2 separate regions of the Homo sapiens genome follow, and region 1 is linked to region 2. A link is a contact called in ENCODE Hi-C or POLR2A ChIA-PET data. All regions are on one chromosome and are shown on one strand. Each heading gives the region's core, a stretch centred on a gene start or an enhancer-like site at or near the end of the contact. The rest is flanking DNA. Distances are from core to core; before and after follow the strand shown. Region 1 overlaps SSH2 (slingshot protein phosphatase 2). Region 2 overlaps SSH2 (slingshot protein phosphatase 2).

Region 1 (5,251 bases), core at 803-3,302, 41 kb after region 2:
CCAGTTTCAAACTCCTGACCTCAAGTGATCCACCCACCTCAGCCTCCCAAAGTACTGAGATTACAGGCGTGAGCCACCGTGCCTGGCCCCAGTTGCCTTTTATCACAAAAATATCTTGTGCAGTTCTGCTGTTAAAGTACAAGACATAAAACTAAAGAACATAAGTATCTTAGCCACAGTCTTGAGAAACAAGAATGTTTAGTGAATGTCTTTGGTCGTGTGTTTCCAATTTACCATTATTCCATACCTTCATCTCATCTTTAGATAGTCACAATATAAAGCAAGTGGTTTCAAAGTTACATTTCCATGGAAAAAAAGCTGCCTTTTTATTTCTCTTTTTGAGACAGCGTCTCGCTCTGCTGCCCAGGCTGAAGTGCCGTGATGCAGTCACAGCTCACTACGGCCTCAAATTCCTCCTGGGCTCTAGGAATCCTTCCACCTCAGCCTCCTAAGTAGCTAGAAGTACAGGCATGCACCACCATACCCAGCTATTTGGTCTTTTTTTTTTTTTTTTCCTTATTTTTCTGGAGAGAAGATTTCCTTATGTTGGCCAGGCTGGTCTTGAATTCTTGGGCTTAAGCAATCCTCCCACTTCGGCTTCCCAAAGTGCTGGGATTACAGGCATGAGCCTTGCACCTGGCCTACTCTATTGTAGTCAGTAATGATTCACTTTGGTGATTCTAGGGCACCTACCCTTTGTGGTAGTATACCAGTAGTCCCAGATACAAAGAGATCCCACTTAAACTACAGTCTGTTTTGTTTAAACCTTGCTTTTACCAAATGCTATGCCTCCTTTTTCCTTCTATTGAGTTAAAAAGGATGGTGGGCGGGGCGGGGATGGGGTGGTACGGGATGGCTCCTTAAACTCAAAGCAGAACTTTTTATGTACCTTTGGCTTTAGCTGTACTTTACATTCTATGATGAAAGATGACACACAACACCTGGCCTTTTCGTGTGTCCTTAAGGTTTGTTGCTTTCCTTTTTTATTTTTCCCACTTTTTCTGGAGAAACCTTCGGAAGACTTTGGAATGTGGCTGCTAAGCAGATCTTTACGCTGTGGATAATTAGCCTCAGGAAATCCTGCCAGATGTCTCAAAGCATTGACTTCCTGGTTCAGGATTAGAATGGAACTATGGGGTAGCTAGGGGTGTGACCCAGGCCTAGGGAAATTTAGCCACAAAGAGAGGAGGAGCCTGGGAATGATTCTAATTTTCCTGATGTTGAGGGGAAAAAATCACTTTGTCACTAGAAAGTTTCCCAAACCAATGTTTACCTTATTCCTATATAGAAGTCAACCTGAAAATGACTTGGGGGTTCACAGGAATTCCCAAAGCCAAAGTTATTAGCTTGTATACCACTTAACAGCATTTAATTGTAGGCTCTGAATTTACACAGGCTTGTAAACCAGATTTAGGAAGATTTCTCCTGCATGGTTTTAACTTCTGATTAAGCAACAGAGCTTTCAGTAAGCATTTTCCTATAACAGCACCTACCTTGTTTACATTCATTAGGATTTTAGGACCTCTAATTTAGGTTTTTAATCTTTCTAGATCTGTGTTGTCCAGTATAGTAGCCACTAACCATATGTGCCCCTTCCTTCCTTCTTGCCTGCCTGCCTTCCTTCCTTCTTTCATCTTCCTTCCTTTTCTCTTCTCTTCTTTTCTTTTTTCCTTTTTGTGAAGAACACAGTCTCTCTGTGTTGCCCAGGCTGGTCTCAACTCCTGAGCTCCTGCCTCTGCCTTCCTGAGTGCTGGGATTATAGGCATGAGCCACTGCATACAGCATGCACGTGTCTTTTTAAATAGATTAAAATTAAATGAAATTTCAATTCCTCAGTTCTAACTAGTCACATTTCAAGTATTCAGTAACCGTATGTGCTAGTGGCTATCGTATTAGACAGTACATGTATAGAACATTTTCCATTCTTGCAGAAAGTTCAGTTGGACAGCACTGTTCTAGCTCATATTTCCTTTGTTCAGTTCTCCCTGACCCCCTCCCTTGAAAACCCTATAAAACAGGAACAGGAACCTCATGAAGCTTCAATTGAATCTTCCCCTAGAGACAGAAGACAATAACTGCAGATTCTCCTGACCCAGAATATGAGCAAGCACATGTCTAATCATTTCTCTTTCACTTTGTCCTAAACTTTACCAGAAAGAATGCATATTAATATAGGTATCCAGTAGTTTATACTCAGTAAATTACATCTATCTTTTGCCAATGGCCCTGTCTGAATCATATCTGACCAGTGTCACTAGCCAAAGGAAATTATAGTTTATAGAAGACAAACTTAAAACATGAAAAGCTAGAAACTAGTTTTCATTCTGTTTGCTAAACTTGCTATTATGAAATTCCCATACATCCTCTGCTTTAATGAGTTCCTTGGACAGTAAGAAGTCTCAGATGCTCAGGTAATCTAAAATCATTTCTGTCTCAGTTGTTGTTGAAGGAATTTGAATTTGTATCATTTCATATCTGAGAATGTAAATGTTAATGCTTCAAAATAGTATTAAGCCAAAGTGGAACCCAGATTATGACAAGTACAAATAGTTCTTAATAATACGTTGCAGCCAATTCATTTAGCCCATTTACAAGTTCTTTGAGTATTATGTTATATTTTAATAATTTTTTAAATATGCAGCATAATCTTGGTTTCTAAAGTGTAACATATTTTAAGTTATAAAATAATAGAGCTTCATGGTTTTTTGGGGTTTTTTTTTTCCATTTCTTTTTGTACCCCTAACACCTTGAAATGTCTGGTACATAGTAGGCACTAAATAAATTTTTATTGAATGAATTGAATATTTACTAAAATAAGTAGTTATACTTAAATGGAGAAAAATCTTGAGAGACTGAGGTAACCTGGATAAAAATACCAAGCGTGCCTTATTCAGTCCTTTCCTTCCTGTTGCGTGAAAAAGCTACTTTTTTTTTTTTTTTTTTTTTTTTTTTTTTTGAGACAGTCTCACTCTGTGGCCAGGCTGGAGTACAGTGGTGCAATCTCAGCTCACTGCAACCTCCGTCTCCTGGGTTCAAGCGATTCTCCTGCCTCAGCCTCCCAAGCAGCTGGGACTACAGGCGCACACCACCATGCCCAGCTAATTTTTGTATTTTTAGTAGACGGGGTTTCACCATGTTGACCAGGATGGTCTCTATCTCGACCTCGTGATCCGCCCGCCTCTGCTTCCCAAAGTGCTGGGATTACAGGCACCACGCCCTGCTGAAAAAGCTACTTCTTAATGTAAAAAAGCACTCTGGCCTGAATACAAGCCAAAAATGTAATGTCGATTCCTGTATATCAATGTCACTTGTCCAAAGGTTAACCAAAATCTGGTCACAAGCTTATAGATCACACTCTTTTGCAGCTTCTGTATCTTTTTATATAGTTAATTTCTAGATTTGTCATTGGGCTACCAACCCACCATATTTATACTCAAAATTATACTTGTTGCTAAGAACCTGGCTAAGCACTCACTAAATACAAAACAAAAAGCTACTGTAAAACTATCCCCACTTCATCTTGGGAAGCCGTTTTCAAAACAAATTTTTTTGTGCGCTCATCTCATCTACTCAACAAAACTTGTGGTAGAGCTGTCTTGCTCCTGGACTCTGGCATGGTAGCTGTGTTTCTGTTGTTCAGGTCCAGGTTCTAATGTGGATAAGCTGTTTCAGTCTTGATTTGAATCTCCTGAGCTCTGGAATCACTCTTTTTTTTTTTTTTTTTTTTTTTTTTTTTGAGAGGGAGTCTTGCTGTGTCTCCCAGGCTGGAGTGCAATGGCGCAAATCTCAGCTCACTGCAACTTCCACCTCCCAGGTTCAAGTGATTCTCCTGCCTCAGCCTCCCGAGTAGCTGGGATTACAGGTGTCTGTCTGCCCCTGCACCCAGCTAATTTTTGTATTTTTAGTGTAGAGATGGAGTTTCGCCATGTTGGCCAGGCTGGTCTTGAACTCCTGACCTCGGCCTCCCAAAGTGCTGGGATTACAGGCATGAGTCACCGTGCCTGGCCTGGAATCACTCTTAAGGTGTTAAGCAGCACAGGCCAGCAAGTGTAGTGGAAAGCCCAACTAAGGGCTAGCCTCCTTTAACCCTGCAGTGACTAACAGTTAAAGTTTGGTATTCATTATGTTGTTTTTAAAGCATAATGGTTTCCCCTTCCCCCAATCACTTTCAGATATATTAGAGCACCCATTACAGATTCATATTCAACATTTGTTTTACAGGACAGTATATTCACATATATTGTTTTATTTTAAGTATGTTATGTCTTTATACCTATATCTATGAGAATAGGTTTTATTATTCACAGTTCAAGATGAAGAAATTAAGGCTGAGAGAGGTTAAATAATTTGTTTAAAAAAAAGTTGTAATACTGAAGGAAATCAATCCCAGATCTTTTGGCATAGTAGATGTTCAATAAATGGTAATGACTATTACATTTTAGGCACTTAGACACTATTTTACTCTTTTATTTGTTATTTAATCTTCAAAACAGTACAATGAAGAAGATATTTTTATCCCAGTTTTACAAATGAAGAAATTAAGGCACAAGACAGTTAAGTAATTTGCCTAAGATTATACAGTTGCTGGGCGCGGTGGCTCACGCCTGTAATCCCAGCACTTTGGGAGGCCAAGGCGGGTGGATCACCTGAGGTTGGGAGTTCAAGACCAGCCTGACCAATATGGAGAAACCCCATCTCTACTAAAAATACAAAATTAGCTGGGCGTGGTAGTGCATGCCTGTAATCCCAGCTACTCAGGAGGCTGAGACAGGAGAATCGCTTGAACCAGGAGGTGGAGGTTGCAGTGAGCCGATATCACACCATTGCACTCCAGCCTGGGCAACAAGAGTGAAACTCCATCTTAAAAATAAAAAAAAAAATAAAAATAAATTTTAAAAAAAGATTATACAGTTAGTGCAAGAAACCAGGTTCCAGAGCCCATAATCATACTGTGAACCCAGGTTCCAGAGCTCTTAACCATACTGTGCTTTTCCACAGTATGGTTATGCCAGATTCTTTCTAGTACACCATGCTTCCGCTCTAGATAGATTGGCATGGAGCATCATGGAAGCCTTTCGGAGACTAGCCAGAGTGGGAAAGCAGTTACAGCAGCGTTAAGGAGAGATAGTGGCAGTAGCCTAGGGTAGGTTACTGTTTCCCAGAGAAGAGATGTGATAGAGCATACAATCAGGGGTCCATGGCTTTCTGTACGAACCTCTTCCATTAACTTAAAGCCCTTCCTGGGCTAATG
Region 2 (4,866 bases), core at 1,902-4,401:
CTGACATTTTACTTATTTGTCTCTCTCTACCTCCACTGTCACAAATCTATTGATTCCCTGGCTTTTTTTAAATTTTCTTTTAAGTTCTGGGATACATTTGCAGAACATGCAGGTTTCTTACATAGGTATACATGTGCCATGGTGGTTTGCTGCACCTATCAACCCATCATCTAGGTTTTAAGCCCCACATGGATTAGATATTTGTCCTACTGCTCTCCCTCCTCTTGCCCCCAGCCCTCCGACAGGCCCCAGTGTGTGATGTTCCCTTCCCTGTGTCCATGTGTTCTCATTGTTCAACTCCCACTTATGAGTGAGAACATGCAGTGTTTGGTTTTCTGTTCCTGTGTTAGTTTGTTGAGAATGATGTTTTCCAGCTTCATCCATGTCCCTGCAAAGGACATAAACTCATTCTTTTTTATGGCTGCATAGTATTCCATGGTGTATATGTGCCACATTTTCTTTATCCAGTCTATCATTGATGGGCATTTGGGTTGGTTCCAAGTCTTTGCTATTGTAAATGTAGCTGCAGTAAACATACATGTGCATGTGGCATGTGTCTTTATAGTAGAATGATTTAGAATCTTTTGGGTATATACCCAGTAATGGGATTCCCTGGCTTTTTTTTTTTTTTTTTTTTTTGGAGACTGATTCTTGCTGTGTCGCCCAGGCTGGAGTGCAGTGGTGCAATCTTGGCTCACTGCAACCTCGGCGTCCTGGGTTCAAGCAATTCTCCTGCCTCAGCCTCCTGAGTAGCTGGGACTACAGGCACGCACCACCATGCCCGGCTAATTTTTTGTATTTTTAGTAGAGACGGGGTTTCACCATGTTAGCCAGAATGGTCTCGATCTCCTAACCTCGTGATCTGCCCGTCTTGGCCTCCCAGAGTGCTGGGATTACAGGCGTGAGCCACCGTGCCTGGCCGATTCCCTGGCTTTTATAAAAGTTCATTGCTGTATTCCAGTGCCTTGAATGGGACCTGCTACATAATAAGCTCTCAACAAATACCTGTTGAATGAAAATCTGTGATGTATTCTTGAAAAGTTTTCAAACCAAACTGAGTTTCAGAATCAACTAGAACACCTTCAGAAAAAATTAACGGCCAGGCACGGTGGTTCACACCTGTAATCCTAGCACTTTGGGAGGCCGAGGTGGGTGGATTGCCTGAACTCAAGAGTTTGAGACCAGCCTGGGCAACATGGTGAAACCTTGTCTCTACTAAAATACCAAAAATTAGCTGGGCATGGTGGCATGCGCCTGTAATCCCAGCTACTCGGGAGGCAGAGGCAGGAGAATTGCTAGAACCCGTGAGGTGGAGGTTGCAGTGAGCTGAGAATGCACCACTGCACTCCAGCCTGGGCAATGAGCGAGACTCTGTCTCTTTGAAAAAAAAAAAAAAAAAAAAAAAGATTTGGTAATCTGGGTCCTTAGAATAGGGTTTTGTTTTTTTTTTTTTTTTTTGAGACAGAGTTTTGCTCTTGTTGCCCAGGCTGGAGTGCAATGGCACAATCTTGGCTCACTGTAACCTCCGCCTCCCGGGTTCAAGTGATTCCCCTGCCTCAGCCTCCCAGGTAGCTGGGATTACAGGCATGTGCCACCACGCCCGGCTAATTTTGTATTTTTAGTAGAGATGGGGTTTCACCATGTTGGTCAGGCTGGTCTTGAACTCCCGACCTCAGGCCATCCACCCACCTCGGCCTCCCGAAGTGCTGGGATTACAGGTGTGAGCCACCCTGCCCGGCTAGAATAGGTTCTGACATCCACATTTTAAAACCTCAGTTAGATTATATGAGTACAGAAAGAATAGGCACCTTCCTCTGTTTTGCATGTATTACACCTTTGAGTTAAAATCTGTATCTAGTTGATTAAATTATAATTTGGTCTGTTGTAGCTTTTGCTGTCACCAACAGGAAAATGTGGGTCCTGTGAACTATGTGGAATTAACTGACTGAGAATTCAGGAAGAGGAGCTTATATAGGACCTAAGAGAGGCTACTGTGCCTGAACAAGAGATTTCCCACATCTTTTGTAGTCAGTTTGCCCAGAAGGTAGATGTATGGGAGTATCCCATACAATACACCCAACTTCTCAGAAAAGGGAAGTTCAAGACAGAACACCAGATAGAACTTTGCAAGTAAATTTTTCAAGTGGAAGAAGTTCCCCCTAGCATGAGGCCTGATTAAAGGCTGCAAACAAGAACAAATAAGGCCTTTCCTGTGGTTTGTATGACAAATGTGGGCTTTCTCACCTGCCAGAAGAGCTGCCCTACCCCCCACCCCAGAATCACTTTGGTCCTTTATAAAAATTGAAAACACAGAATAATATCATTAAAGAAAATTTTCAAAAAGAGAAAAAATTACCCACAATGTTAAGTTCCTTACTTAGGGCCATTTCCATTCCTGCCATGTTACCTTCCCGTTCTTCACATGTACCAGAGAAGAGGTTTTGTAATATCTTCCATACTTTCTTATCTTCCAAAGTGTTCTTGAGTCTTCAGCTTCCCTATTGCCATTTTCAGATCACATTCATTAAGCACTGTGTATATAGCGTTACACTGGGCACTATATAAAGCAGTGTGAATGGCAATTTCCCTTCATTGCCTTACATGCAAGAGCAAACAATATAGGCCTAGGAGTATTCATTTAACTAAACAGAAATAAAGTTAAACATATATCAAAGCAAGGCAGTAGAGCAGATGAACAACTGTATTGTCTTTGCTTTTACATGAGTTTTCTGTACATGATAAGCTTTTTTTTATTTGGAATTGGAAAATGAAGGGAGGTTTGGGGCCATTTGCATCTCACCCAGATTTTTATACAGTATATTGTACCATATCTCATCTCCCACAGAGATGGGATATCTTGCCCACAGAGATGGGATATCTTGCATAGAGCTAAGTAGTGCTACTGACAGAGAACCTCAGTCACTTAAGTGGAGACATATGGGCAGCTTAAGGTCTCCTTATTTGAGTAGTAGACATTGCCGATGGCAAAGCATTTTGGGAAGAGGGGTAGCTCATAAATGAGGAACTTAATCTAAGAAATTATTTGTTCTTCAGCCCTGTGGCTTCGGATTGTTGGTTTCTTCACGGTTCACTTTCTCTCAGGCTCCACCCCTCTCTCACTGCAGAGAACTTGTTGACAGCAGCTCTACTTTTTCCAGTCTTGCACAAAGGCAGATGTCTGAAAATTTAGCTTACGCAAACCATCTGTGTGCTTGACTCTGTTCCCACGGTGTGTTTTCCTGTACTGCCCCTCCCCACTTTTCGGTCCTTTTTAAAAACTGAAAACACAGTATAATAACATAATTTAAGAAAATTTTCAAAAAGAAAAAAATCACCCACAATATTACTATCCTTATTGATAGCTGTTTTCATTCCTGCCATGTTATCTTCCCGTGCATAGCTTTTTGCGTAATTGTGTCCTTTGTCTTAAGCAGAAGTTCAGATACTTTGTCATTTAGCCACTTCCCTGTTTTTCTCCTGGCATTATCTTTTGGTTTTTGGTCTTGAGTTACTCAAAGGACATTGCAGCTTATCAGTACTCCATCGATGAGTCCTTATTTTTATTTTCCTTTCTGACTTTTGAAACCCAAGTACTCTAGAGTATGGCTGAGATCCAACTTTTTAAAAGTAAGACATATAACATGTGTGAAGGATTTTTTTAATATTTAGAAACTGCTGTTGTAAATTACACTGACTTTTTTTTTTTTTTTTTTGAGATAATGTCCCGTTCTATTGCCCAGGCTGGAGTGCAGTGGCGCGATCTCGGCTCACTACAACCTCCACCTCCCGGGTTCAAGCAGTTCTCTGCCTCAGCCTCCCGAGTAGCTGGGATTACAGGTGCCGGCCACCATGCCCAGCTAATGTTTGTATTTTTAGTAGAGATGGGGTTTCACCATCTTGACTAGGCTGGTCTTGAACTCCTGACCTCGTGATCCACCCTCCTCAGCCTCCCAAAGTGCTGGGATTACAGGCGTGAGCCACTGCATCCGGCCTTACAAATTACATTGACTTTCAAGAAACATTACCCTGCCCACCCAAGGACAGTCTCATTTAGAAAAAAGACATGTCTATACTTTTCTGCCCTTTGTTGAGTTGCAAGCCTCATTTCTTCTAATACCTGACTAATCTTGTTAGTAATAGTGTTTCACTTGTAACTGGTCGTCTCCCTTTTCAGAGCTGTTATGTCTCACCCTTTGTCTTCTTAATGGTGAATAAGGACACATCCATGCCTCCTCATCATTTTCCCTTTCTTGTTTGACAAAAAGAACAAAATGGACCATGTTTCCTTGTTTTGGTAGAAAGTTTGTTATTGAATATCTTCAGCCACCTTCCTTTCAGAAACCGTAATCCCCAATACTTAGACATTTGAAGGGTTGGACCTGTGGTGTCTAGGGTCCCCTGATGACTTAGGAAGTCTGCAGGATTTACATACAGCTTTTCTAGCTGTCTTACTGTGTGAGAAAACAAAAGACCCTCAGAATTCTAGCTTTCCTTCCAATCATTGCAGAGAAATTTTGCCTTTAGTAGTAAAGCCGGTGGTTAAAAGTTTTTCCTTTTTCCCTTGTTTTCCTGGGTCCTGAGTTGCCACTGGGGTAGATTATAGGACCTAGCTCGACCAAAACCTAAAAGCAATCCAGGGAACAAGTGTAGGATTATACTGCAATGTCCGTTCTATGCTGGAGCAAATATATAATGAATCTTAACTTCTTTTCTCTGATACATTTAAAACACATATGAAAGTTAAATTTACTCTTGGATCATTTTGATTAGGTTATTTTCCTCTTTTTCTAAACCCTAACTAAAATGTTTGGAATTATTGTTATTTCACATCCCACTCTAGAGTACTGCAAAATACTACTGTGTGAT

What was found. Hi-C counts contacts between places; a loop is a spot of excess contacts on that map. ChIA-PET counts read pairs that join two places held with the same protein, here RNA polymerase II (POLR2A). Pooled maps may share reads with other maps.
Region 1: a loop to region 2 is called in a map of CD14-positive monocyte, with 3 times the contacts of the local background. The contact joins two enhancer-like sites. A Hi-C loop is called at or near these places in 12 of 168 maps with a recorded cell type or tissue (CD14-positive monocyte, CD8-positive, alpha-beta T cell, HepG2 and 6 more), 2 of 37 single-sample maps with no recorded cell type and 17 of 50 pooled maps. POLR2A ChIA-PET finds 5 or more read pairs at or near these places in 19 of 52 experiments (AG04450, BJ, CD4-positive, alpha-beta T cell and 15 more).

Annotation. Positions count from the first base shown.
Region 1 is chr17:29,679,037-29,684,287 of GRCh38, reverse strand. All of the region lies in intron 6 of SSH2 (slingshot protein phosphatase 2), which reads left to right. Among named protein-coding and RNA genes, the nearest start is that of SSH2-AS1, 42 kb to the right of the region's middle. Within about 2 kb of position 2,052, at least 7 of the 41 ENCODE cell types and tissues checked have a DNase peak (open chromatin) inside an H3K27ac peak, as active enhancers do; they include CD14-positive monocyte, CD8-positive, alpha-beta T cell, OCI-LY7 and 1 more, where a contact is called at or near this core.
Region 2 is chr17:29,721,121-29,725,986 of GRCh38, reverse strand. All of the region lies in intron 3 of SSH2 (slingshot protein phosphatase 2), which reads left to right. Among named protein-coding and RNA genes, the nearest start is that of SSH2-AS1, 84 kb to the right of the region's middle. RefSeq lists a silencer at 2,211-2,310. Within about 2 kb of position 3,151, at least 21 of the 41 ENCODE cell types and tissues checked have a DNase peak (open chromatin) inside an H3K27ac peak, as active enhancers do; they include CD14-positive monocyte, CD8-positive, alpha-beta T cell, OCI-LY7 and 1 more, where a contact is called at or near this core.